Regions from separate parts of the Homo sapiens genome. Here region 1 is linked to region 2. A link is a contact called in ENCODE Hi-C or POLR2A ChIA-PET data. All regions are on one chromosome and are shown on one strand. Each heading gives the region's core, a stretch centred on a gene start or an enhancer-like site at or near the end of the contact. The rest is flanking DNA. Distances are from core to core; before and after follow the strand shown. Region 1 holds the start of EPC1 (enhancer of polycomb 1). Region 2 overlaps ARHGAP12 (Rho GTPase activating protein 12).

Region 1 (3,020 bases), core at 400-2,899, 480 kb before region 2:
TTAGCTCGCCGTGTGGCAGTTGCCATTCGCGGGTCCTTCTCCCCACTGTGTAAGCTCCTCCAGGAGCCCTGTGGGTGCCAAGCTGACTTGGAAGGCTATGAGGGCTCAATACACACCCTCAATACTCATTGAATGAATAAAGGCACGGTCTCTGTGTAGGAAATGCAGGTGAACGTCCTTATGCCTCACTTAAGTGAGCTGCCAATATCGGAGTTTAAGTATAATTTTGGAGAACTGCAATCCGTCCTGTTTTCTCCCTACCCCGCGGGAGCTGGCTAAACCAGCCTGGAGGCTAGCAGTTTGCCTGTGTGCCCTAAGCTAGTGACAGCTCATATCAAGCCCAGTATTTAAGGAGCGTGATTACTTTTACTACGTAGTTCCCAGGGAGAAAAGCAACTCAAAACATTTTTGTATCTTTTTGTATCTTGTTGCACAAGATACAAAATTGTGCACTAAGATACAAATTGAAACTCGAATTGAAATTTGGCTGCCAATTTATTAAACCCACCCCAACAATCTTCCCTATTAACAACAACAACAACGAAGAGATCTCAGGATACCCATTTTCATGTGTAATATAAACCGATGCCACCCATCTATCATATCCATCTAAATCTAATAATTCAGCTTTTTGTTTGGCGGGAGTACGACAGGTCTTTATATGATTCAATGTTACAAAGTTTTTCAGAGGACAAATGATGAAAGTGTGAACCCACGGCTATGATGAAGCCGCAGTCTCTTTGAGTACAGAATCATGAGCTAGATATAAAGAACTGGCTTTAAATTCTGAAGTAGATCTTGCTTTTAAATGTTATAGTGGTGGGTAATAATTTCCTTTGCTTCAGTTACTATTTAAAAAGTAAATATGTGTAGATGAAAATGCAGGATTTAAAAAAATCTACTTTGTAGAATAGGATACCTATCATTTATATTAAGCCCAATGCGTGGGAAACGGATCAATGACTTGATGCGGTGCCTATAAAACATTATAATCCAAAGTTGCATTAGGACATAAAAATAACTGCTGATAAAAGTTTACTCAAAGTAGCATCTGCCCCTAATTCAGTTTGTATTTTTATCGTAAAGACCTAAGGCGCCGCGGGAACTAGGCTGTGCGTTCGCCCCCCGCGGCAGACGGCGGCGCGCGGCGCCTCTGGAGCGCCCCTCCGAAGCCCCGTGGGGGCGGCCGTGGCCCCGGGGCAGCCGCTGGCGAGCACCCCAGAGGTCCGAGCCCTCCGAGCCCCAGGTGCCCGGGGCCCGAGCCCCGCCTGCCACTCTCCCCAGCTGCCTTTCCAAACGGCGGCGTGCTGGTGGAGAGAGTTTTCCCGCACCTTGTTCGCCCGTCAGAAAGCGGCGCCGGGAGGGAGCGAGCGTGAGAAAGTGAGCGTGTGCGCTGCAGGAGAGCACGACCCAAGAGCCGGCGCCCGGTGTCCGAGCGCCCAGTCCGCCCTGTCCGCCCCCGGACCCGCGAAGGGCGGGGGCCCGGAGCAGCGAGGCGCGGGAAGCGAGGCCGGCGGGTGCCGGGGGTTGGCGGGACGCGCGCTTCGTGCCGGCGCCGGCCTCGAGCCCGCGCTCCCTCCCCCCGCCCGCGTGCCCGCGCCGCTGCGCGATGCAGTGTGGGGAATGGCTGGGGTTGGCTGAAGAGCGCACAGTGGAGTTTTAATGTCCGCCATGTTGGCCATGGCGTATTGAAGAGAGCGAGCGAGAGAGGAGCGGAGCGGCACAGCCTCCCACCCTCCCGGCTGGTGTTAGTGCCCGGACGGCGGGCTCTGCGCTCCGCCCCTCAAGTCCCCGGCAGCGGTTGGCGAGTGGGGACCGAACCCCCGGTTCTCCATGATCCCGCTGGCCGGGGCCGTTTCCCCAGAGCGGAGAGGTATCTGCTGCGCCTGAGATGAGTAAACTGTCGTTTCGGGCGCGGGCGCTAGACGCCTCGAAGCCGCTGCCGGTTTTCCGCTGTGAGGATCTGCCCGACCTGCACGAATACGCCTCGATAAACAGGGCCGTGCCGCAGATGCCCACCGGAATGGAGAAGGAAGAGGAGTCGGTACGTGTTAACTCCCCTGTCCGACCCACCGTCAGGCCCGCTCCCTCTGCTGCCTGCGGCGGCGGCGGAGCAGCAAACCCACACAAAATGGCCGCCATCTTCTCTTCGCCGCCGACTCTCAGTCGCCGGCCGGGCCTATACCCCGCCTCCCCCAGCCTCGACCCCCGGCCGCCGCGGCCCAGCGGGGCCCCTTCTAAGGCCACCCGCTGACCCTGGCCACTTGTACCCGGGTCCCGCGGAGTTCGGGGGCCCGAAAGGCACAAAGGGGTCACGTGACGAAGCTGCCGGCAGCCATTTTGTGTCTTAGTTCTTGGGTTGGGCCTTGTGCATCCGGAGAGGGGAACGGGCTGGGTGGCTGTGGGGGTGCGGCGAGTCGGGAGCCGTGGAGGACCCGCCTACAGGCCTCTCCGTGGGCCGCTGGGTGGCGCTCCAGGGCCACTGCGGCCTGCGCGCCGCTGCCCGGGCCGGGAGCGCAGGTTCTGTGCACAGTCGGGGAATTTGATTGCCCCATGGTCTGGGAAGCTTGTTGGGCTCAGTGCAGCCCCCACGTGGAGCCTCAGACGGGCATGTCATGTCGCCTGCTGCTCTATGAGGCTTTTCTCCCCCTCTGCAAGGAAATGTCGAGGGTGCAGCGTGTTTGCCCGGACGACTTACTTTTCTAGAAGATAAGACTTACTTTCAGTGTCCTCTTTCTGGGACGTTTGTATCCATCCCTCTCCAGAGCTAGTTGGTCGGAGGATAATAAACCACTATCCCTGACTTTTTCTGTGATCCTTGCGAATATCTTGCAGATTTGTTTGGAGTACCTCTCTCTTCTGAAGCCTGTAACCTTACCTATTTGTAAAATAAATTTAAGTTCTCCTGCTCTCTGGTATCTCAACATAGGGGGAGAAAAGACCCAATTTAAGTAACTTTTATAGATCTAAATTTCGAAGGAGGATCCTTTCTTATTCAAAACCGAACTAAAACTAAGTGA
Region 2 (3,097 bases), core at 595-3,094:
GGAATTTCATTGTATTGTTTTATTTTCTGCTTTTCTTAGTTGCCCTTATACTTTTTTTTTTCCTGGACCTGCTGATGGCAGATCATGCAGATTTTTTTTTTTTAGATGGAGTCTTGCTCTGTCACCCAGGCTGGAGTGCACTGGCGCCATCTTGGCTTATTGCATCCTCCGCCCCCAGGGTTCAAGTGATTCTCCTGTCTCAGCCTCCCAAGTAGCTGGGATTACGTGTGCACCACCACGCCCAGCTAATTTTTGTATTTTTAGTAGAGATGGGGTTTCGCCATGTTGGCCAGGCTGGTCTTGAACTCCTGACCTCAGATGATCTGCCCTCGGCCTCCTACTAAAGTGCTGGGATTACAGGTGTAAGCCACTGTGCCTGGCCAGATTTTTTTTTTTTTAAATCAGAAATCATTCATAGCATTTTCACTGCTAGTATTAGTATTGCCTCATCTGTTGAGTCATGATTTGCTTAACCATTTTTCTGTTGTTAAATGTTTAGGTTGTTTCTGATTTATTTCTTATAAATAACACTGGAATGAACATCTTTGTTAGGGATTTTTGTGTCTTTAGGAATTTTCTTCCGTTTGTTCAAGGGTCTAAAAATATTTTTTTAAAACTCTTGAAACATACTGCCAAACTTTTCCAAAAAGGTTCTGCTGATTAAAGTTACCAGCAGTAAACTAGAGTTGTTACATCCCACCTTCACCAGCATTGAGTGTATTTGTTAAAAAAACATATTTTTGGTTCGCTAGAAAAGACAGTGCATTATTACTTAACCATCCCTTGTTGTAATTAAATATATATTTTGTGCATATGTAAAAATTAGTTTGGTATTTTATGCTAAGTATTTTTTATGCCAAGAACCTATATTTTCAAGCTTGAGGAAAATTGTTGGTAATCAATCAGTGTTAATTCCCTTGAATTTTTCAGTGGTTTAGGCAATAATAAACATGTGCACTTTCTTTTTGCCAGAGATCAGAGTATTTCACAAATACGGAGTCCTCGTCTATTCTTTTCTCATACACTTTGAAAATTGAGGATTTAAGCTGATTTTAAGTATGGAACTAATTCATTAAGAAAACAAGGTTCTTCAGGAGGTGGAGGCTGCAGTGAGCTGAAATCACACCATTGCACTCCAACCTGGGTGACAGGGCAAGACTCCGTCTCAAAAAAAAAAAAAACAAAAAAAAGAAAACAAGGTTCTTATTTCTACTAGAAACTAACTTTTTACCTTTCATTGTCAATAAACCTAATTATCTGTGCTTCTACTTAGAATTACTGTTAAGTCTCTAGATTTCAAACATAATTCCACCTGTTTCTTGGTTTATCGGTTTTGAAGAATGCCATCCAACTTTAGATTCCCTGATTTTTAAAAATTAGGGACTGGGCACGGTGGCTCACGCCTGTTAATCCCAGCATTTTGGGAGGCCGAGGCGGGTGGATCACCTGAGGTCAGGAGTTTGAGACCAGCCTGACCCAACATGGAGAAATCCTGTCTCTACTAAAAAAATATAAAATTAGCCGGGCATGGTGGCTCACGCCTATAATCCCAGCTACTCAGGAGGCTGAGGCAGGAGAATCGCTTGAAACAGGGAGGCAGAGGTTGTGGTGATCCGAGATTGTGCCATTACACTCCAGCCTGGGCAACAAGAGCGAAACTCTTGAGACCAAAAAAAAAAGGGAGCATTTCCTTCAACTTTTTCTCTTCTCATTGTATGGTGTTTATAATTATTTCCATTTCTTGTATTATTCCCAGTGTTTGTCCTGTTCACTCACCGAGATTGCTAGACTCTGGATTTCCCCTTGCTGGGCTGATTCCTGCAAACCACTTCCGGCACAAAGCTTGGGAGTGGTAGGATTCACCTTGTTTGTTTCTCTCAAAGATTACAGTCTGCAGCTGATTGTTGTACAATGCCTCACAATACTTGTTTTCTGTATTTTACTCGCTTTTCTAGTTTATGGCAGGAAAGTAGTTTCAGATCCTCATGGCTGGTAGCTGAAGTCTTTAAAAACTTCTTAATTGCTGAATTGAGTGATTCTTTCAGAGTCCCTGTATTGAAGTCTTTGAATTTGATACTGTCTAGTTTCCCTTCTTTTGAAATTTTCCTTCTTGACTTTCAAATGCTATTCTTTCCTGGTAGACCTTCTACTTCTAACTTTCCTTTCTGCCTCCATCACTTAGTCTGGTTCTTTAGTTATGTTAATTGCAATAATAATTATTATGCTAACAATAGAAATCACTATGCAAGATCATATGCTGACTTTAAACTTATGTTCTCATTTTAATTCATAAAGCAACAGCTTAGTATTTTCCAGGGTTCTCATTTCATCTTGCACTTACTCTGTATGCTTTCATATGTTATTGACCCCACGTGTATATTAATGACTTCTATATTTTTAGCCCTGATTTTTTTTTTTTTTTGAGACGGAGTCTTGCTCAGTCGCCCAGGCTGGAGTGCAGCGTCGCGGTCTTGGCTCACTGCAAGCTCTGCCTCCTGGGTTCACGCCATTCTCCTGCCTCAGCCTCCCGAGTAGCTGGGACTACAGGCGCCCGCCACCACGCCGGGCTAATTTTTTTTTGTATTTTTAGTAGAGATGGGGTTTCGGCATGTTAGCCAGGATGATCTCGATTTCCTGACCTCGTGATCCACCGGCTTCAGCCTCCCAAAGTGCTGGGATTACAGGCGTGAGTCGCCGCGCCTGGCCAGCCCTGATTTTTGTAAATTGGGAACTGAGTTCCCAATTTATATAACCAACAATCTATTACCATTTCCACTTGGGTTTTGAAAAGACTTATCAACCTAATGCAATCTAAATGTAACTCCTGTTTGCCCTTCTCTTTCCATTCTTTTCTTCATCTTGACATTAACTGTAGTAAAACTACACACACGGTAAAACAAACTGTACTTCACATAAGCAAACATACAACCTGTATGTTAATTTAACCTTCTGATTGTTTCTTGAATCTGTCCCTGCTTCTGCATTCCTACTGTCTTGTCCTATTGCAGCTCTCTTCATCTTCTGTCTGTACTACTGTACCAACCTCCTAGTTGCGTCTCTCTAAAATCTGTAATATTTTAAAAATTTAAATCAGAAT

What was found. Hi-C counts contacts between places; a loop is a spot of excess contacts on that map. ChIA-PET counts read pairs that join two places held with the same protein, here RNA polymerase II (POLR2A). Pooled maps may share reads with other maps.
Region 1: a loop to region 2 is called in a map of MCF 10A, with 4 times the contacts of the local background. The contact joins the promoter of EPC1 here to the enhancer-like site in region 2. A Hi-C loop is called at or near these places in 3 of 168 maps with a recorded cell type or tissue (CD8-positive, alpha-beta T cell, MCF 10A and mammary epithelial cell), 12 of 37 single-sample maps with no recorded cell type and 16 of 50 pooled maps. POLR2A ChIA-PET finds 5 or more read pairs at or near these places in 2 of 52 experiments (A549 and B cell).

The regions. Positions count from the first base shown.
Region 1 is chr10:32,345,787-32,348,806 of GRCh38, reverse strand. EPC1 (enhancer of polycomb 1) reads left to right here and starts at 1,649. Exons shown (of 14, transcript NM_001272004.3): 1 at 1,649-2,044. The coding sequence starts at 1,892. It overlaps EPC1-AS1 (EPC1 antisense RNA 1), which reads right to left and starts at 1,443. Exons shown (of 2, transcript NR_104163.1): 1 at 1,332-1,443. RefSeq lists silencers at 1,059-1,188, 1,199-1,668, 2,339-2,618 and enhancers at 1,939-1,998, 2,019-2,118.
Region 2 is chr10:31,865,203-31,868,299 of GRCh38, reverse strand. All of the region lies in intron 3 of ARHGAP12 (Rho GTPase activating protein 12), which reads left to right. Among named protein-coding and RNA genes, the nearest start is that of ARHGAP12, 62 kb to the left of the region's middle. Within about 2 kb of position 1,844, at least 4 of the 41 ENCODE cell types and tissues checked have a DNase peak (open chromatin) inside an H3K27ac peak, as active enhancers do.